Linked DNA regions of Homo sapiens: all the other regions are linked to region 2. The links are chromatin loops, found by intact Hi-C in ENCODE. Cell type or tissue: PC-3. All regions are shown on one strand. Each heading gives the region's core, and the rest is flanking DNA. Links, peaks and the distances in the headings are about the cores only. Region 1 overlaps COMETT (cytosolic oncogenic antisense to MET transcript). Region 2 has its middle 62 kb from the start of TES. Region 3 overlaps CAV2-DT (CAV2 divergent transcript). Region 4 overlaps CAV2-DT (CAV2 divergent transcript).

What was found. A loop is a pair of places that touch in the nucleus more often than their neighbours do. Peaks named below come from ENCODE experiments on the same cell type or tissue, not always from the same donor. Only the 100,000 strongest peaks of a DNase experiment are listed, where the experiment ranks them.
Region 1: a loop joins it to region 2, with 2.5 times the contacts of the local background. A loop is called at or near these places in 23 of 110 quality-filtered maps.
Region 3: it touches region 2 in a loop (2.8-fold over the local background); 14 of 110 quality-filtered maps call a loop at or near these places.
Region 4: a loop joins it to region 2, with 2.7 times the contacts of the local background. A loop is called at or near these places in 20 of 110 quality-filtered maps.

What each region holds. Positions count from the first base shown.
Region 1 is chr7:116,567,416-116,572,762 of GRCh38, forward strand. It overlaps COMETT (cytosolic oncogenic antisense to MET transcript), which reads right to left. Exons shown (of 5, transcript NR_165033.1): 4 at 3,703-3,815. Among named protein-coding and RNA genes, the nearest start is that of CAV1, 45 kb to the left of the region's middle. In PC-3, for the core only: no CTCF peak of the experiment used is centred there; DNase peaks (open chromatin) are centred at 2,496 and 3,786; H3K27ac peaks cover 3,149 bases.
Region 2 is chr7:116,269,827-116,275,173 of GRCh38, forward strand. No RefSeq gene overlaps it. Among named protein-coding and RNA genes, the nearest start is that of TES, 62 kb to the left of the region's middle. In PC-3, for the core only: no CTCF peak of the experiment used is centred there; DNase peaks (open chromatin) are centred at 2,345 and 3,635; H3K4me3 peaks cover 1,777 bases; H3K27ac peaks cover 4,567 bases.
Region 3 is chr7:116,423,239-116,428,585 of GRCh38, forward strand. All of the region lies in intron 1 of CAV2-DT (CAV2 divergent transcript), which reads right to left. Among named protein-coding and RNA genes, the nearest start is that of CAV2-DT, 74 kb to the right of the region's middle. In PC-3, for the core only: no CTCF peak of the experiment used is centred there; a DNase peak (open chromatin) is centred at 3,273; H3K27ac peaks cover 1,921 bases.
Region 4 is chr7:116,432,416-116,437,762 of GRCh38, forward strand. All of the region lies in intron 1 of CAV2-DT (CAV2 divergent transcript), which reads right to left. Among named protein-coding and RNA genes, the nearest start is that of CAV2-DT, 64 kb to the right of the region's middle. In PC-3, for the core only: no CTCF peak of the experiment used is centred there; a DNase peak (open chromatin) is centred at 2,556; H3K4me3 peaks cover 376 bases; H3K27ac peaks cover 2,159 bases.

The DNA.
Region 1 (5,347 bases), core at 187-5,186, 300 kb after region 2:
GTTCTATGTAGAGTTTTTTCATGTTTTATGATTTATTTATTCTAAGTATGATAATTATTATGCCTAGTGACTATTTTAGTACATATTTGCTAATTGTTGACTGTCTTTAGACAAGCAATTGACTTAATATTGAGGCATAATTAACATTAAAGTGAAATACATATATCCTAACTACAGTTCAATGACTTTTGACAAATGTTACGTTTTTTAATTGCCAAATATATAAAATTTCTTAAATTAGTTTTCGTTTTAATTTCTAGCTCTATTTTTGGATAAAATATGATCTAAATATACTTGTTTTTGAAATGTATTAAGACATTTTATGGTCAGGTCCATGATAAATTTTTATAAATATTTAATGTATGCTTCAGAGGAATAAGCATCCTCTAATTTTTAGATGCAGAATTCAATATATGTCTATTATATCAGCCTTATGTTTTGTTGTTCAGATTTTCAATATTTTAATGACTTTTTTGTCTAGTCCGTTTCTTAAATGAGAAGACTAGACTATCGGTCCCTCCTAATGGATTTATAATTGTTTGCTTTATATACATTTCAAGCTACTCTATTCAGTGCATACCTGTTTAGAAATATTCTATCTTACAGATATGTTGGTTCTACATACCTTTTATGGTTAGGTAGTGAGTCTTCCTATCTTTAATTATTGTTTTGTCATAAAGTTTATTTTGCTAAAAACTTACACAGTCATACCTGCTTACTTAAGCACTTTCCTGGCTGGGCGCGGTGCTCACGCCTGTAATCCCAGCACTTTGGGAGGTCGAGGCAGGTGGATCACCTGAGGTCAGGAGTTCGAGACCAGCCTGGACAACATGGTAAAACCCTGTCTCTACTAAAACTAAAAAAATTAGCCAGACATGGTGGTGGGCACCTGTAATCCCAGCTACTGGGGAAGCTGAGGCAAGAGAATCGCTTGAACCCGGGAGGCAGAGGTTGCAGTGAGCCGAGATCACAAGACTCCATCTCAAAAAAATAAAATAAAATAAAATAAAAGATAAACATCTTCCTGATGTATTTAGGTCCAATCTTTTACTCTGAGGGCTGTCATGCACTAGCAATATCAGCAGTACACTACCCAGCTCTAGGTAATGCCATTTAGAGAGACTGTCATGTGAATGGTATCTCTTAGACTGTATGCCTATAAGGTTTCCATGTTCTTATGCTTTATGAGAGTCTTTTATAAACAGCACAGGGTTGGATTTTGTTTTTTATCCAATCTGATGGTCTATTCTTTAACTGGCACATTGGGTCTATTTATATTCATGGTGATTGTTGATACATTTTTCTTTTCTTCTATTTTCTTACATTTTATTGCAAGTATTCTATTTTTTGTTTCTTTTTAATACTTTCTTATTTAAAGTAATTAATATATATACAGTATATTATATATATATATATATATATGTTTGTGTATATACACCCTCTAACTAGACAAGATTTTTAGTATATGTTCATTACTTTTGGTCTTCCCCCCACCAGGGTTGCCAATCATATTGACACCATATAGAGCTTTAATTCTGTGGTATTTTGGATATAGTTCTTTTTTTTCTTGATATTTTTTCTTCTCTTTCTCTTTTGGAGCACTTATGTTAAAATATCTTTTCAATGGTAGTCCTTTTTATGGTAAAAAGGACTTGTATGCCTGAGAATATTTTTATTGTCATCACATGTTTGAAATACAAATTTATTAATTGTAAAATTCTACCTTCAAATTTATTTTCTTAAGTATTTTTTAAAAATTACTCCATTGCCTCTGGAATTCTGCATTTATTGAAAACTCCGATGTCATTTGTGTCATTTATCATTTTCTCTTTGCCTATGATATTCTTAAATCTCAATATAATGGACCTGTGTGTGAATTTTTAAAATATATATTTACTTAATATTTTTAATATATATTTCCCATGAAGTGGTTCTCTAAAGACCATTTCAATCTGTAGCTGTTCTTTCTTTTGAAAATGTTCTTCACATTTCTTTAAATATTTTCCTCTTTTAATTTTTATAATTTTTCCTTCAGGGACTCTAAGTATCTAAAACCTGGTACTTCTATTATCTCTGGCTATGAACTTTTACATTTTCTATCATTCTAGAAGCATTCTTCCATCTGGTCTTTCAACTCCATCATTCTTTAGCTGTAGCTATGTCACTATTTATCCCACCTATTAGGTTCCTTCAAGTCTACATTTTTATCCTGATATTTTACATGGCTTTTTTTTGTGGGGGGAATTTCTTGTCTTGGTTCATGTTGCTAATACATTTCTTTTTCTCAATTAGGATGTTTATTTAAGAAGATATAAATTATTGGTCCTTTTGTTCTAATATATCTGCTCCCAGGGGTGTTCGTCATCCAGTTTGTTATTCTGCTTTTGAGATCGTTTACTCCTCAGATGTCCTCTACCCAACCCATAAATGAAGAAATAGCCCAAGGCTCCATCCTAAGCCCTCTTCTTGTCTCTCTGTGCATGTTCTCTCCAGATTCTCTCATCTTCCGTGGCTGTCTCATAGATAAAAACTGTATTACTCATGCTTCCTCCACCCTGCCAAATATTCTACATCATTTTTAATTGTTCAATCATCCACATAGCTACCCAAGCTTAAAACCTATGAGTCCCCAGAGACTTTTCTTTTCCTCAAGACCTATAGCCAATTCATTACCAGATTCTATCAGTTCCTTCTTCAAAATATATCTTGCTTTTGCACCCCTGCCTCGATTCCACTGCCACAACCTCAGTATGAGCAGCCATAATTTAAATCCTGGTCTACTTTAGGCAGTCTACCTGTTTCCACCCTTAACCCCACCCAACTCATTTGGCCACTTTGCTCTACAGCAACACATATTTTCACAGAGGTACACACACATACACACACACAGAACTTAAAATCCTCTAGTATTTTCTCACTGCATTCAGTAAAATGCATTCATAAAATCACATCTCTTTACCAAGGCCTACAAAGTTATCTGATTCAGCTCCTGCCTATCTCTCCAATCTAATTGCATACCACAACCTCCTCATGATCTGTGCTCTAGACACACTGATGTTCCTTCAGTCCCAAGAACATGCTATGGTCCCTCTCAAAGTCAGAGGACTTTGCACAGCTGCTCCTTCTGACCAAGATGATCTTACACCATTCTCTCTACTTTGCTACCTCCTTCTCATTCTTTAGGTCTCAGCCTCAATGTCAACCCTCAGAGAGGTCTCCCATGTCTTCCCTAAGTGAAGCAAGTCCTTTTATCTTAATCTCTATCTTAGCTTCTTGCCTACTTCCTTCACAGTACATACCATATTGAGTAATTAACTGTTCACAGTGTTTAGTTTTTCACCACTTTTAGGATTTAAACTCCATGAGGCAGAGATTTTACCATGAGAGCAATTAATATTTGTTGGATGAATGGTCAGACCATCCTGGAGACTATGAATGCATGAGGTGCCAAATTTCTGCAGTGCCACTAATAATGCCATGAAGAAAATCACCCAACCCACTCTGAAATAAATTACAGCATTATTAACAACATGCTTGCCATTTATTTTTCTTTTTAGACTTTATTTCTCCATGATTTTGTTCTCCAACAAAACATCCTCTAAGGTACCCATTTGAACTTTTTTTAATGTCAAAACATGAGTCTCTCTAATGAAAATTTTAGCAAGGACTACCATGGATGTTTGATATACATATTTTTCTTACTTGAATAATAGCAACCACATGTTGATACAGCTATTAAGGAAAAAGAAGTTTTTCCAGCAGCTGTTGACTTCATCAATTCCTCTCTGCAATGAGTCACTCAAACTTCCACAGAGCTAGAAAAGAAAAAAAAAAAAAGAAAGTTGCAAGTAAGGAAGTAGGGATTTTTTTATTGTGATGAGAGAGGAGTGGGAAGAGTTAGACAGGGAGAAAGTGAATAAAATCAACTAGAATGAGAGATTTGATTCCATAGAAAGTTGAGTAATTTGCGTGTCAAAAAGATAAAACTATACACTTGCCTAGTACTTTAACAACACAACTGAAAAGCATGTGGAAACTGGCATAAAAGGTGGGGTATTTGCAACGAGAAAAATGCAGTCATTTTTTTAAAAAAGCAACAGCTGCCAGTTTGAGCCACTCTACAAATGGCCAAGAAAGAAACCTACTCCTCTCCTTCAGTTGTATTAATATAATGCCAACCATTAATGAGATAATAACTATCCCAGGCAACAGTCAACGTCTTTTTGAGAGGATGTTTCTTAAATTCCCCATCACATTGCACAACCTCTTGGAAAAGGTGAGATTTAATTACCTGCCAACTCTGAGACAGAAAGTTCTGTTGACTGTATGACACAAGTAAGCACTCAGTAAAGTACATAGCACAATATGCACTTTGATTAATATAAATTGGCTTCAGAGTGACTTTGCATTTTTACAGTGATTGTGTTGTTTGTCTCGTTGCCTTTCATATTGCCTGCTAAATAATAATAGCCTTTATTTATTGAGCACATACCACATACAAGAGAATGTGCTAAGCATTTTGCAAATATTACTGACAACAGCCCTATGTGCTATGTATTATTATCTAGGTCAAGTAGATACTATTGCTCTGTTTTAGAGATCAAGAAATAGAAGTTTAGAATGGTTAAATAACCAACTCCAGGTTGCCCAATGAGTTTAATACCCACGACTATTAGCTTCAAAGCTATTCTTATAGAGAAACTCACTATGTGCTTGGGAGAAAGCGCGTGTGACACCATTTGACAGTATTACAATAGCATTGTGTGTCATCAATGGGAAAAAAAGAAGAGTGAATGATTAAAAGCCATGCAAATAATGTATTCTCTAGTCTAAGTTTCTGTTAATAATTGTTCATGTTACTGCTTCAACAGGCATTTATGGAGCAACTATTTGGTATCACAGGGATTAAAAAGATAAGCAAGACAAAGGTCTTTGTCTTCATGGAAGCTCAGTGAAGCCCCTACAAAGGCAACTCCAAGATGAAATTAATATTTTGCTCTTTTTCTGTTGAGAAAATAACTTTTTGTAAAATAAAAATTATTGACAATCAATTGTACAGTTTAATACAGTGGCTTTAAAACTGTACCTTATTGAATCCCGAGGTATTGACCAGCTCCCCTAAGATAACAGAGGTGGATTAGGGACAGAGGTCTGTGAAATGGTGTCTACCACTTTCCCTCAAACACACAAGTTCTGTTTTAATTTCTTTTCATGTTAATTTTCAGCATAACATTTTGTTTGACTAAGCAGTTCTATCACAAAGAAAATTTGAAAACCTTTGATTGACTTGGTGAAATAAATACATACTTTATACCAACTTAGATCTTAAATGAAATGTTGATGCTTG
Region 2 (5,347 bases), core at 131-5,130:
ATGCAATAGTATTCGTAATTAGTGACTTACCTGATTTATTACTTTTTTGTCAAATTTTTAAATAAATTACTTCTATTTAATTGCAACTGATAAAATTTAGGTAAGATACCTTTGAATAATTTATGTGTTTGTAAGAGAGAATTGTAAGGAAGGAGATAAGAGTACTGGCAGCTCTGCTTGACAAAGTCATATAGTACATTCTTTTTTATCCCACACACATTTTCTCTCTTTTCCCTTGGTCCAAACAAAGTTCTGAGGATGGGTGTGAAATGGGAGCAAGGAAGAGAGGAGCTGGAAGACAGCATAGGTCCGCAGCAACATGAGGTGCTTTCATTTTGAATTGGTTTTCCATGTCATGCTCCTTTTTTCACCAAATGGCACAGCACTCAGCATTTGCCTCTACTGGGAAATACCATATGCTGTTTTGCAAAATCCGTAAGGTAATGAACTATGAAACACTATTATGAATTATCATCACCACTCAATCTTTATTAAGCACTCCCTTCTGCCCATTCCAATGGCTGGCATAAGATGGCAAACATGGCAGGTGAAGCCCCTGCCTTAAAGGGTGGCACCTCAGAGGGAAGATTCAGTATTCTCATCGAAGGCTGAGATGGGTTCTTGATTCTTAACTTATAAAATGAAATGGAATTTCTATGACTTATTCCCATCCAGAAGAACTTTGCAGGATAATTATAGAACCTTTTCCAAAGTACTTATAGATTTTACAAATAGGAGAGGAAAAAACATTAGAATGACCTCTTTATCATCTCTTGCATGCATGTGTGAGCGAGTGAGTTGTGTGTGTGTGATCGAGTGTGTGTGCAAGTGTGTGTGAGCGTGTGTGAGCAGTGTGCATGTGTGAGAGCAAGCGAGTGTGTGTGTGTGTTAGGGCAAGTATTATCATATGAGAGTAAATTTACTGGAAAACTTTTAAAGATAAAGTTTATTCTTACTCTGTTCTATTTAAAATTTTCTTAGCATTATTTCAAAAAGTGGCTCTAGTCAATGTTATATCTACTTTATACATACAAACTCAGTTAATCCTCACAACGACCCTTCGAGGTAGGTACTTTATCATTTTACAGATAGAATAACTGAGGGCAGTAGAATTATTATGATTATGTAATTTGGAAAGCCACCAAGCTAAGAAGTAAAAGACCTGGAATTCACACCCTGACAATCAAGGCCTAAAGTGTGAATTTGTGTTCACCATGACATACTTAATACTGAATGTATATCTTCTTCCCTTTCATATGAACTATGTCAGGTCACGATGTCAGCACCACATAGAAATAGTTTTCTTTTGCTTGCTTGCCCTTTCACAGAGATTTCTTCCATGTGCCTTTGCAGCTTCCAAAAGCTGTAGCCTGTTCTTTGAGAAAGCTCTTCTCTCCTTAAGGAGTTGCTCCACATCGGATTGATTCTGGGCCATGCATCATGTCAGCTTGCAAAAGACAAAACCCTTTCTGTTTCTAAAGAAATTTCTCATATTTTGAAATGAAAGCAAGAATTGCTCTGCCGAGGTGCCAAGGGCAACATACTTCCATTACGAAGTGTTTCTAACAAAATGTTTTGGAGATTTTAAAGGGGCAGCTTTCTAAATATCCCAGGCATCTGCAAACAACCAGACATGCAGGCCCGCTTTTCAGCCCAAACATTGTTTCTGGGTTGTATCATTTTTTTTTCCTGAAAGTCAGCACAGCTGTTGCAATGCCCCTTTATCAATTGTCCAATGATCCCAACAATTTTTTTTCCAAGAGTGAATAATCAAAATGGTATTACAGGTCTTTGATTTTGAAATATATGCACTGTTAATATAATTTTGGCCTTCTTTAGCAGAATTTCAAAGGGGAACCAAAGGTTTATATTTATAAAGTTTATAATCATTCCACAAAGTTCAAGACATTTGGCAGTGCTTGGGAAACTTAAAAACAGTAATAAAAGGTTACTGCGAGGAATTCAAAGCTGCCTTGTATGGTAATGCTGATTCAAGCCACCACATACTGCAGCATTAGAAGTTTAGCTGTGATTTGGGGGTTGGATCAGAACTATGCAGCTGTAGAGATATTTAAATGGCTTACCCATTAACAACAAAGAAAGCACTTTGGAAAATTTACAATTAATATCTCCGCTTTGAAAACACATTAGGAGTATGCGGGGGGAGAAAATCATGCATTCTTAGCCTGATTTACTAAGCATCTATCAGCCTCCTTGACTGTTCTCAAGCACCAACCTTGCCTTGCAATTGTAAACTGTGCACTTTTGCCAACCTGGAATGCACACTCTGTCCCTGCCCAGCTCCAGATCATTCTGCATCTGTGCTTGCTCAAACTCTGGTAACCCAAGCTCTTCATTTGTTGGCAGCTGGTAAAAGGGGTTTCCTTATGAGTCACAGTGTGGAGGGAGGCTGAGTAATATACCCTATCCTGTGCTACAATCTGTATGGAATGTATTTGAAATAAAACTAAACTTAGAGTTTAGTTCGACATCTGATTTCAAACACATTCTTGAAAAATTGGAGTGCAATAGGGAAAAAATCACCATGTCTCTCCTGCTACGGAAAGCTTACTCCCCTACAACTGTCTCCAAAGGGACAGAAACTAAATTGCACTCATTCAGGCTCTGAGGTCTCTGATGAGGAAAGAGTCCACAGCTTGGCTTTTTTAGATGATCCTGCTTTCCTGTTATGGCAATGAAGTAGCTAGTCCCATGGCGAAGGAAAGTGGGAAAATGAAGTTGACAATGCACAAGTGTCACAGGCTAAGGCTTTTGTCAATGTTGTTTAACAAATGTAAGCATCTGACAGATCACATCTTTAACTGAAAGAAGGTAAAGAATATTACAAGACAAAGTGTGTTTACAAAAGTCATAGATGATGCAAGAACACTGTTTATCACCATATATTCACCTGTTTACAGTAAGTTCAGGAAAATGGGTTTTCTTACTATTAAATGCAGTAACATGCATTTATCTAGAAAAATAAATTAAGACTATCAAGGTCTAAATATAATTTCAAAAAAACTAGACACACTGTACTAACCAAATATTATATTTTTTTCTTTTTAAATATCATTAGATACCCAAATATCTGAAATGAAAAAAAGATTAGTGACGACATACTGAATGAACGGAAAAACTGGAAAATTTGTGGCTAGAAATTTAGAATTATACTATAAGCTAGATGTATCAAACTCACATATTCTTCCAAATTAGAGAATTAGTTATGCTTCAGAAATATAAAATACATATATGCCAGAAAGTTTGCTCTGTTTACTAAGCAATAAAATAATCATATCTTCTTAATTAATGAATCTTATAAAGTAAATGAAATGGAAATATGTCTGTTACCTGCTGCTTTTGACTAATATTCAAATAAAATAATCAAGTTATTTCCTTCTTATAATTTGTAACACACATTTCTAAATACAGGTGAGTTGCATGAGAAAAGGGGATTGAAAAATAAAAATTTCTATTTGGTTACTTGTAATTTGGGCTTGATACAAAAATTCCTTCAGTACCAACAATCTGATATGGTCACCAGGTATAGCCGATGTTAACAAATCCACCAGATTAAATCAGTATGTAGAAAATGTCAAGTCTGTGTTTACTCAGTTATTCAATAGTCAACACTCAGAGCTTACCAAATACCGTGATATTTACAAGGCATATAAGAAGCTCACCAAGTGAGGACAGAGGCAGACATGCAAACAAGTAACTGTCAAACACAAACTGAATGTTTGTGTCCCCTCAAAATTCGTATGCCAAAATCCTCACCCCTAAGGTGATGGTTATTAAAAGGTGGGCCTTTGGGAAGTGATTAGGTCATGGTGGAGGATGGGGGAACCCTCATGGATAGCATTAGCGCCCTCATAAAGGAAGTCTGAGAGAAATCCTTTGCCCCTTCCACCCTGTGAGGCTAGAGTGAGAAGATGACTATGAGGAAGTGGGCCCTCACCAGGTAGTGAATCTGCCAGAGCCTTGATCTTGGACTTTCCAGATTCTAGAACTAGGAGAAATAAATTTCTGTTGCCTATAAGCCACTCAGTTTATGGTATTTTATTACAGCAGCTCTAACAGACTAGGACCATCATATGCAATGTGATAAGCCCTCAATAGAGGGACACAAAAAGGGAGAAGAAGAGAGCAGAGAAGACTTGGGGGAGGAGGGCAACCTTTGAACTGGGTCTTAATAAGATAATAAGTGACCCAGGAGGAGAAGGGTGGGAATTGGGATAGCAAAGGGCATTCCAAACATAGTTTCACCACAGTCTTGTAGACAGAAGGCATTATGCAGTAAGAAGACATGAGCATCAGGGAGAAGTAACAGTTCTGACCGATGATAAGAGGGTTATTGGCAGGAAGACTAATGGACTTTGGGTTGGTGAAGAAGGGAAGTGGGGTATGAGTATCACTGTAAGGCTAGCTGAAGAGTATGACTATACTCAGTGACATTTTCCCAAAGGTGTTTTATAAAATATTAACTCCATAGACCACTTATTTATTGGATTATTTATGGGGACTAGCAAACAAATTTTTCTTTTTCAAGAAAGTGTGGGAAATGCTCAATTTTTTTTCTGTAAAACTTCTCACAGTCTTCAATGTGCTAATGTATATGGTTCTGCAAGATATGTTAATAAAGATAAAATTCCCCATACTTAGTTCACCAAATATCCCTTTAGCTGCACGGATATTTTGAAAAGTTAGTGTTCCATATAAGAGAGTTTGGAAATGCTACTATAAGGAATCGAGTAAAACAGAAAGTCTTAATTAATAAAGATGTGGAAAATTCATGGCCAAATTTGTATTTTAAAAACCTAACTTTGGCAAGAATATGGAAGAAGGGTTTGTACGTGAGATATAGTTGGGAAACTAGTGTCTGGGCAAAGCCCATGGGAATGAAGGAGAATATCTGAATTGGTAGAATTTCATAACTAAACATCCAGGTGTTCATGGCGAGTGAAGAAGTGAATGAGGGGAAAATGTCAATATATTACTTAATCAAGTGATCAAAGGTAACATAATTCGTAATGAGACAGACATTGTGAGCCTTCTGATGTGATGCACTGAGAAGAACACTACATTACTTATGTTACATCCCTGACAACAATGCATAAGCTGAAACTAGTCTTGAAAATCATTCTATAAAATCAATGGGCTGTTCTGTAAAAAAAAAAAAAAAAAAAAAGTTATAAAAAACAAAGAAAGGTCAAAGAACCACCCCGGATCAAGGACGACTAAAGAGATTTGAAAACTAAGTGCAACTGTGATTCTTCATTGCATTGTGGACCTGTAAAATACATGCTATAAAAGACATCAAAGAGACTATTAGAATAAATTGAATAGA
Region 3 (5,347 bases), core at 152-5,151, 150 kb after region 2:
AGAGGTGTCATGAAATTTTCCAAAATAAAATCTCAAACTAAATCAACTTAATTATTAAACAATGTAAATTTGAAATGGGGGTAGAGTGAAGAGGAAGAATTGAAAAATCAAACAAAGAAAACTATCAGTTGAGCTTTCCCTATGACAATGAGAGTAACTGTCAATCGATAACAATGACTATGACCGTAAGTATAACCATCAAAACATATTTAATAAGAGGATTGAAGGTGGTAGACATTTCCCATATTTATTCATTAGCATTCCATCACAGAGAAATCAGCTACCTTTTGGTATATGTGCTAGATTAGTTCAATCAATGATTATTAGCATATGTTTTAATGTCCAAAACCTAAGAGCTGTTGCTGTGCCAAAGAAATCAGGGTGTAGACAAAAGAAATGCAAGGAATCCAGCCTCACCTTTTAAAGTTTTCATGAGACACAGCTTCATGAAGAAAACACTTGTGTATTAATACAAGAAGTTTAACTCAAGAGTGTGTGGGTAGCATATCAAGCAATCAAAGGTAGCTGAGCACAGGAAATGGAAAGAAACAACATAAATGCAGAAAGAATTCAGGCATTGACTACACACCGGCCCGTGAAACTGGCTGCTCCCTTTTCTATCAGATCCTACTCGGTCTGTCATTGGATGGGCAGTTAGTAGAACCAGGGACTAGACAGGAGTTAAGCACCTTATGCATCCCCTTTTCTCTCCACCAACTGCATCTATTATCAAAATACAAACTACTCCCCACCGCCCCCAAAAAAGTGCACTTCAGTTGAAAGTAGTACTCTGGTGGCACAGAGAATGGTATTTCCAATGTCTTTTTCTCAGATTGTTTATGTATTTGCACAGAGTGTTAGCTAAGTCCCTTTATTATTTTTTGCATCACAGCTTCCCTCCATGTTTATTTCTCTGGTTTACACCAGCAGTGTAGTGTTATTTCTCCAAACAAAGGAAATGTGCCAAAGTATAATTTTATAGTGGTCTCCACTAGCCTCCTTCTTTGCCCCCTACCATTTCAGGCTGCTCAGTTCTAGTTTTCCCCACAGGGAAACTTAGTCAAGGATTTTGCATAATAGTTGGGAACTTGTCAAGGATTTTGCATAATAGTTGACATTTTGTGTGTTATGCCTGGCACTATGCTAAAGGTTTCTTATGCATTATCTTATTTGGTCAGTAAAACAACTTTATGAGATATGTTTTTCTATTATCCGCATCTCTAAGATGGGGAAATTAAAGCTTAGAGAGATTAATTCACTGACCAAAGGTGAGCAGAGCTGGATCTGAGCTAGAAGAGGCTAACTCTAAAACCCACACTCTTTTTTTTTTTTTTTTTTTTTGAGACAGAGTCTCACTCTGTCGCCCAGGCTGGAATGCAGTGGTGAGATCTCGGCTCACTGCAACCTCTGCCTCCTGGGTTCAAGTGATGCTCCTGCCTCAGCATCCCAAGTAGCTGGTACTACAGTCATACACGCCACCATGCCTGGCTAATTTTTGTATTTTTAGTAGAAGCGGGGTTTCACCATGTTGCTCAGGCTGGTCTCGAACACCTGACCTTGTGATCCACTCGACTCTGCCTCCCAAAGTGTTGGGATTACAGGTGTGAGCCACTGTGCCCAGCCTTTTTTTTTTTTTTTTTTTTTGAGAGAGAGTCTCACTCTGTCACCCAGGCTGGAGTGCAGTGTCACGATCTTCACTCTGCAACCTCCGCCTTCTAGGTTCAAGCGATTCTCCTTCCTCAACCTCCTGAGTAGCTGGGATTGCAGGTGCACACCATCATGGCCGGCTAATTTTTGTATTTTTAGTAGAGACGGGGTTTTGCCATATTGGCCAGGCTGGTCTTGAACTCCTGACCTCAGGTGATCCATCCACCTAGGCCTCCCAAAGTGCTGGGATTACAGGCATGAGCCGCCATGCCCAGCCTAAACCCCCCATTTGTAGCCACTTCAATATATCTGCTGTCTTTTAAGAAAATGTCAAATCTGTCTAAATTGCCTTTTGAAAAATGAGAAACAACAACAACAACAAAAAAAAAACGAGCAGAAGGCACATTCTCTCATCCTGACTCCCTCCCCACACAACCCACGTGGAAAAGACCTTTACTTATAATTTTATATGAAAGTGACTAATGTACCAAGCTCAGTGCACTTTAAGAGACTCTTTCACTTTTTAAAAAAAGAATTGTGAGCAAAGACTATATTCTCAACAAATACTGTCTTTCTACATCAATTAAGGGATTGCAAGTTTGCATATAGAGAAAATAGGTCTGTACTCTCATTTATGGAATTTAGTCTGGCATTTTTGAGGTAACCATTCATTAGGAACAAAGTTTTGTTTTACAGCTTTATTAAGATAGTACTGATATACAATAAATTATACATACTTAAAGTATAAAGTTTGGAAATTTTTGACATGTTTACTCTGTGAAAACATTACCTACTCAAAATAATAGACATTTCTATACTTCCTAAAGTTTTCCTTTATCTTTGTTATATTTATGTCCCACTCCCCACCCCTTCCCCAGGAACTACTGATCGGCTTTCTGAGACTGCATATTAGGTTTCATGTCACAGATGTTTATATGAATGACATCATGTAGTATATACTCTTTTCCTTCTGGCTTCTTTCACTCAGCATAAATATTTAAGATTCATCTGTGTTGCAGTATGTATCAATGGTTCACTTTTATTGTTGTATAGTATTTCATTGTGGGAATATGTCACAGTTTGTTTTATCCATCCACCAGTTGATGAATATGTGGGTTGTTTCCAGGTTTTGACTTTTAAAGTAGAGCAGCTGTAAGTTTTGGTCTGAATATGTGGTATATCTAGGAATAGAATGACTGGATCATATAGCAAGTCTATGGTCAACGATTTACAAGCTGCCAAGTTATTTTCCAAAGTGATTATTGTACATTTCCACCAACGGTGTGTGAGAAGTGTGTAGAATAACCTTGCTTTTCTCAAATTATGATCAAGAGTTAGTACCTGGCTCCTCAGGGAAAAGAAATGAAAATCCTGGATCATAGTCCCTTATGGACCTTTTGTCTTCATTAGAAAATTATGTAATAAATATATCAAGCAAGGTCTCCTGGAATGAAAATTTTATGACACCACATGAAGATAAAAAACATGTTTTGAATAAATTAAATAATTAGCTAATTGTTTTGGAGATCCTTGACTAAGACATGGAAATACCTCTTCAGAATTGCTCAGGTCTTCTGAGGATGCATCTGCATATGACACTAGGGCGAGGATGTGTGACTCAGAAATTCCACTCACTGGAAGTCAAGGCATATTTTTTTTTTTTTCTAGCTGGGCTTAAAGCCAATGTCACCATAACTTTAATGGACTCAGTGTAGCTGTGAGTTGTATTATCTCAGGAGTATAATCATAAAGATAAGTTGAAAACAGCATTCCAGGAGATTGCCAACACTCTATTATAAAGTAAATAAATACAGATGGGGCACTACACTGAAAATGTGGCATGAAGTTGCCATCCACGGCAGAGGTCAACATTTGGACCTGATAAATGAAGCCAAGTCATAGATAAGAAAAAAATATCTAGGACCAAAAGAACAAATATTTAAGAGTGGAGCCCTCAGAAAAAGAAAGAATCATCCATAGGAATAAAAGAAAAAGAAAGGTAAGGAGTCTTCTGGCATAGAAACGGCAGCATTTAGGATGAACTGTCCTCAAGACTATCTCCAATGCTGTTCCTTCTTCATGACTGAATCCCCTACACTTGCTGTCTCATCTCCCTAGGGTCAGCTGGACCTGTTGGACTTGAGGTGTCAATTTGGATGTTTAATTTTGATTTAAACTCAATTTTAGATACTTTTCTCTTTTGAGATCTTCATATTTAATCCATTATTCAAACTCGTGTAGCTAATGAAATGATGGGGGAGAATAGAAGCCTTAGTTTTACATATACGATCAGTATGATGGTGATTTTTTTTCCTGTATAAATTCTATGTAAAAGAAACCTGGTTTGAACCCCCCCCCAAATTAGAGTTACTTCCTAATGATTTTTAATGTAATCTGATTTTTTTTTCGGGCTTCTTTCTTGTGCTTGTTTTTCAGACATATGAAGGAGGGTCTTTTCATATTAAATTGTTTTCCTGGCAGCACCTGAACCAAAGGATCAGACTTAAAATAAGTCTTTTTCCAATGTTATGTTGAAATTGGATACGACATTTCTCACAAAACTTCTAAGTCAAACAGTGATGAGAAACTACTGCCTAAAAGGTACCTATTTAAGACAGAGACTATATATAGGTTTTTTAGAAGTTCTTGTTCTTCTCCCTCTGCAAAGCACCACACATATCCATGTTTCATTTATAAATAGATTTGAAAATTACTTTCGTGCACCTGCATTAACCATTTTCTGTTCTGTATGATGAAATACAGTCCTTGGGAAGATTTTTCCTGGGTCATGGTTTAAAAAAAAAGAGAATGCTGAAGACTATGACTAAAATTCCTTTGTTAAAGCCCAAAGTCAATCAAATCTATTTCCATCCTTAGCAACATGTGGTTCCATTAAAGTTAATCACTTTTCTATTTCGGTGTATAGGCATTAATTCCCTACTTTAAGGAGTTTAATAGTTGAAGAAAAAAAGTACAATTCCAGAAATAAGTACTCTCATGAACATTTGCAGAATATTTGTCTTGTCCGAGATGTTTCAGAAACAAATAAATGAAATGTAGGAAACAAGATATGGGCATGATGCACTATTTCCTTGAAAGAATGCATTGGCCATTTGTCATGTGGGGACTTAATACCTTTTATTGTATTATATTCTTCTATAAAGGTATTCTTCTAGACATCAAGCATGAGAGTTTCCAGAAGCCATTTTTTTGCTATGTTCTTTAGTTTGTGTTCTCTAATACAACTCCAAGAACCATACCGGAGAACCAAACAGAGTGGTTCTGGCCAGGGCTCACTCTTTCTCTGTTTCTCTCTCCTGTCATCTCTATTTCAACAATATCTCTTAGCTTTGCTTCTCTTTGGGTGCAGCATTATTCTCTTCTACTGCAAATAAGAAGATTCCTCCAGGTGTCCAGAAAGATGGTCACCAGTGGCCCTAGGCAAACATTATTTGAACAACAAGATGTACTCAATTAGATTATTTATTTTTGCCTACACAGTTTATACAAGTTACAGATAAAATAGTACAAAGTTGTATTTGCTATTATTTTCTCTTTCTAAAACCTTCCCTCTACCTTTAGTTGTGTTCATTTTCTTATTTCTAATATTATACTATGTACTTGTACTGTCTTTTTTATCTTGACCAATCCACAGATTCTGTATTTTACCAAAAACAATTTGTACATTTACTAAGTTTCC
Region 4 (5,347 bases), core at 224-5,223, 160 kb after region 2:
GTGTGGAGCTAGATGGCATGTGTGAAGCATATGATACCCTCACAGGGCAATTGGAAGTGGCTGGGTTCTCTTTTGCCACCCACCTGGATTGCAGCAGTGCCAATCCTAACCCACTGCTGACACAGTGCACTCACTTCTCTGCTTACTACTTTCCCAGTCCCAAGACCTCTTGGCCAAACTGCCACTTCTCTCAGATGTGGATTCTCCCATTCCACTGTCCCTGTGTCATATGAGCCTCCTAACTTCCAAGATTCAAGATGAGTGGCAGGACATGAGATGACTGATTCGCATACTCCCACTTAAAGTTAGTTGTATCATGTCCTACTCACACACACACACACACACACACACACTCCAGACTCCCAATGTGAGGGAGTGGCATAACACGTGGTCCCTACAATGCTTCTAACTTACTTATTTTCTAAGCTCTCCATTCCTATGAAATCATTTTATCCAGTATGAAATTCACAAAGAGAAACTTACTGCTTCTTGGCCTTTTGCTAAAGAGCAAGTGCAGAAAGACACACATATTCTCTTTGGCAGTGGGCCTACATCAAATCGTTATGGTCTCGTACCAAGATGTCTTTTGACTGAGGAAGCTAAGAATACGGCTCCTTGTTCTCACCAGTGGACTCCTCCTCAGCAGCAGGGGCTCCCTTCCCCACTACCCATGAGGGAGATGGTGGCAGTTCAACAGGAAAATGGTAAGTTCACATCAGTTAGCATTTTGAACAAATTAATACTCCGTATGCCATCTTACCATACATTTCTTGTCTCTGCAATGAGGCTGAGCGAGACTGTCCCAAATGTGTTTTTATCCTGAGTCTGAGGCAGGCTGAACTTTAATCTGCATGATGTGCTGCAGCTTGCCATCATGTCGGGACAGCAGATCCAGTCCCTTGAGTAAGCCAGTTGGTCACAGTTCAGGAGAGGCTGAGATGATCTGTGATGAAATGATGGATGAAATGTGAAGATCCCCAGCCAATCCTTAGAGACAGGGGTGCCATCTGAGTCCTCCCACTAGGGCCAATGACAGTTGGCAGTGACATATTAAAACAATTATGTCTGTTGCATTCTGTTTTTCATTGCCTAATTCTCCACTTTGTACTGCAAAACTACATTCCTCAGGACTTGAAAGAGAGACCACAAAATGTCACACCCTAGTTCTCTAATGTTCAAAACTAAGAAACACAAAACTCAACATGTACTGGACTTCATGTTTATTCACTGAAGATGTGGAAGATAAATTCTGTCTTCTTAACATCAAAATTCAGACCACCCTGCTTAGACCTGCTAATGCTTACAGCAATATTACATTATTTGTGAAATGACTATCCAGCATTAACCTAGCTTTGGGTTGTTTCAAAAACCCAATTTCTCTAAATGCATAGTATGTGTTGTCCTAATTTTATTTGATGGAATAATCATTTGGTAAGAATAGCATTTCTCTATGCTTTGATGAAATATATTCATCCTTGAGGCAAAGAACAAGTAACTATACAGAAGGAAAAATCAAAACCCTTCTTTGTGAGAAAGCCATTCGCAACAAAGCACTGCTTGGAAATTTAAAAAGAAGGTCCAATTCTGCTTCTAAAATTATTAATTAGAAGGAAGATTAATACCTTCCATAGTAACTGGAAATAATTGAATCAATTCTGAAATATCACCTGACAATTTTTCACTGTGGTGTTAATAATGTATTATTTTCATGATGGGGAAATGACATAAGTTTTTCATGTTTTGTGCATATTTAAAATAAGAATATTCATGAACAAAGGCAGCATGCCTTGATGGATTTAGAATTAGAAGTTAGGATCCCAGAGCTTGTGCTTCAATGAACTTTTAAAACATCACTTTGTTTTATTTGTTTGTTATATTTAACTGCATGAGAGGCGTGAAATTACCTGAGAAAAAAGAGGGCAATGTCAAATATTTCAGTACTGGACTGCCATCATCTTAATGGTGATATTGGAAGGATATCAAATCACATTTGCCTTATCAAGAAATTTCTATGTACAGGAAGAAAAATAATAGCACACAATCAACTTCTGGCAATGACAGTTCTCACTTTGATATGCCATAGAAGGTCACCAAAGCCAAAATAAACATCAAACTTTCCAACAAACACCTGAATTATTTCAAATACAGCAAAGCCTCTATGCCATACTAACTCGGTACCTGGCCCAGAGAAAGCACTCAGTAACTTTTTGTTTGAAACAATAAAAGAAAATGCTCAGTGGTCAATGTATTGTTTCAGATTGGTGCATTGATAAATGATAACTCAGAAAGTATTCGTTGGGTACCATGTGCCTAGGCTGAGGTATTACAAAGACAAATCGCATCTCTTTCTTCATGAAAGAGGCATGTAAAAAATTACAAGCCAATGTGTTAAGTACAGAAATAGAGTCACATAAAATTTTATGGGAATATAATAAAGACAAGTATTAATAACTCTGCCTAACAGTCTTACAGAAGTAGCCACAGAGTGACTAATGTATGAGCTGGTTCTTGAGGCATGAATAGGATTTAGGTAGGTGGAGAAGAGTAGAAGAGGATATCCCAGAAATAAGGATCAGAATGTACAAAGGCATGACATTAAAACAAAAAATCCTGTTTACCACACAGGGAGAAAGAAGTTCAGTATGGCAAGTTCAGGAGTGTATGTGTGAAGTGTCCCAAGATGTGGTTGGGAAGTTTAAGACAAGACCATCTTGTGAAAGCATTTTTAAGACATTCTAAGAATTTTGAATATTTTCCTGTAGGTATCAGGAAGTTATTAAAGTTATGTAAGCAGAAATACCATATAATTGAATTTGAGTTTTATAAAATTTGCTCTGTCGGCAGGAAGTAAGAAGTCTCAGTTTAGGGAGGGAGGGGCAGAATTAGGAGAAAAACTCTCAGGAAAGAAATTCTATTCATAAGCATGGAATGTTTTCCATTCATTTTGTCATCTCTGATTTTTTTCAATAATTTTTTCTTTTTTTCTTTTTCTTTTTTTTTCAATTGGAGTCTCACTCTGTCACCCAGGCTGCAGTGCAGTGGCACGATCTCAGCTCACTGCAACCTCCACCTCCCAGGTTCAAGCAATTCTGCTGCTTCAGCCTCCCGAGTAGCTGGAATTACAGGCATGTGCCACCACATCCTGCTAATTTTTGTATTTTTTGGTAGAGATGGAGTTTCACCATGTTGGCCAGGCTGGTTTCAAACTCCTGACCTCAGGCAATCTGCCCGCCTTGGCCTCCTAAAGTGTTGGGATTACAGGTGCAAGCCATCGTGCCTGGCCAGTAATGTTTTGTAATTCTTATTGTAGAGATCTTTAACCTCCCTGTTAGCTGTATTTCTAGATATTTTATTCTTTTTGTGACTATTGTGAATAGGAAGAATCAAAATCATTAAAATGCCCAAAGCAATTTATAGATTCAATGCTATTCCTATTAAACTACCAGTGACATTGTTTACAGAATTAGAAGGAAACATTCTAATATTCATTTGGAACCAAAAAAGAGCCTGAATAGCCAAAGCAATCCTAAGTAAAAAGAAAAAAACTGGAGGCATCACACTACCAAACTTCAAACTATACTACAGGGATATAGTAACTAAAACAGCATGGTACTGGTTCAAAAACACATAGACCAATGGAGCAGGTTAGATAACCCAGAAATAAAGCCTCACACATACAACCATCTGATTCTCAAAAAAGCTGACAAAAACAAGAAATGTGGAAAGGACTCCTTAAATGTAAAACCTAAAACTATAAAAACCCTAGAAATACCATTCTGGATATTGACCCAGGCTAAGATTTCATGAAAAAGGCTCCAAAATAATTGCAACAAAAACAAAAATTGACTACTGGGACCTAATTAAACTAAACAGTTTCTGCACAGCAAAATAAACTATCAACAGAGTAAATAGATACCCTAGAAAATGGGAGAAAATATTTGTGAACTATGCACCTGACAAAGGTCTAATATCCCGAATCTATAAGAAACTCAAGTCAACAACCAAAAACCTAACAACCCCATTGACAAGTGGGCAACGAAGAACAGGCACTTCTCAAAAGACACAGACACGGCCAACAAGCGTATAAAAAAATGCTCAATATAACCAATTATTAGGGAAATGCAAATCAAAACCACAATGAGATACTATCTCACACCAGTCAGAATGGCTATTATTAAAAAGTCAAAAAATAACAGATGCTGCCAAGATTGTGGAGAAAAGAGAATGCTTATACACTGCTGGTGGGAATGTAAATACGTTTAGCCACTGTGGAAAGCATTTGGAGATTTCTCAGAGAATTTAAAACAGAATTACCATTCAACCCAGCAATCCCACTACTGGGTATATACCCAGAGGAAAATAAATTTTGCTACCAAAAAGACACATGCACTTGTACATCCATCACAACACTATTCACAAGAGCAAAGACATTAAATCAACCAAGATGCCCATCAACAGTGGACTGGATAAAGAAAATGTGATACACACACACACACACACACACACACACACACACATATATATACACACACACACATATATATATATATACACATATATATATATATATATATACATACATACTGTGGAATACTACGTAGCTATAAAATACATGAGATCATGGTCTTTGCAGCAATATGGATGGAGCTGGAGGTCATTATCCTATGTGAATTAATATGGAAACAGAAAACCAAATACCTCATGATCTCACTTATAAGTGGGAGCTACACATTAAGTACACATGGACACAAAGAAGGGAATAATAGACACTGGGGTCTGTTTGAGGGTGGAGGGTGGAAGGAGGGTGAAGATTGAAAAAACTACCAATCAGGTATTATGCTGATTACCTGGGTGACAAAACTATCTGTACACCAAACCTCTTTGACATGCAATTTACCCATGTAACAAACTTGCACATGTAACCCTTGAATGTAAAATTAAAGTTGGAAAGAAAAAAGAAAGAAAGGAATCCTAAGAACCCATGGAGAATTCAAATACAACAAAGACTGACAAATAATCACCTCTCTATCCCCAAGTGCTTGGCCCTCAATAATTCAGGGCTTATTAAATAAATGAACAGATGAATTAATGTCTATTGGAGTTAACTTTGAGATCAGGATTAAACGTGGCATACGCGATTTTAGTGAAACAGATAACTGAGATTGCAATGGGCTAATTAGCCGACATTCTGCAATACGTCCTAGTCATTTTTCAGAAAAATTTTCAATCACATTAAGTTACATATGGACTCAGAATGGAATTAAAAATTAAATCTAGAGTAGTAAGCCATGCTGCAGACCATTTTACATTGTAGTTTATTATACTGTTTTTATAATTATGAAGTATT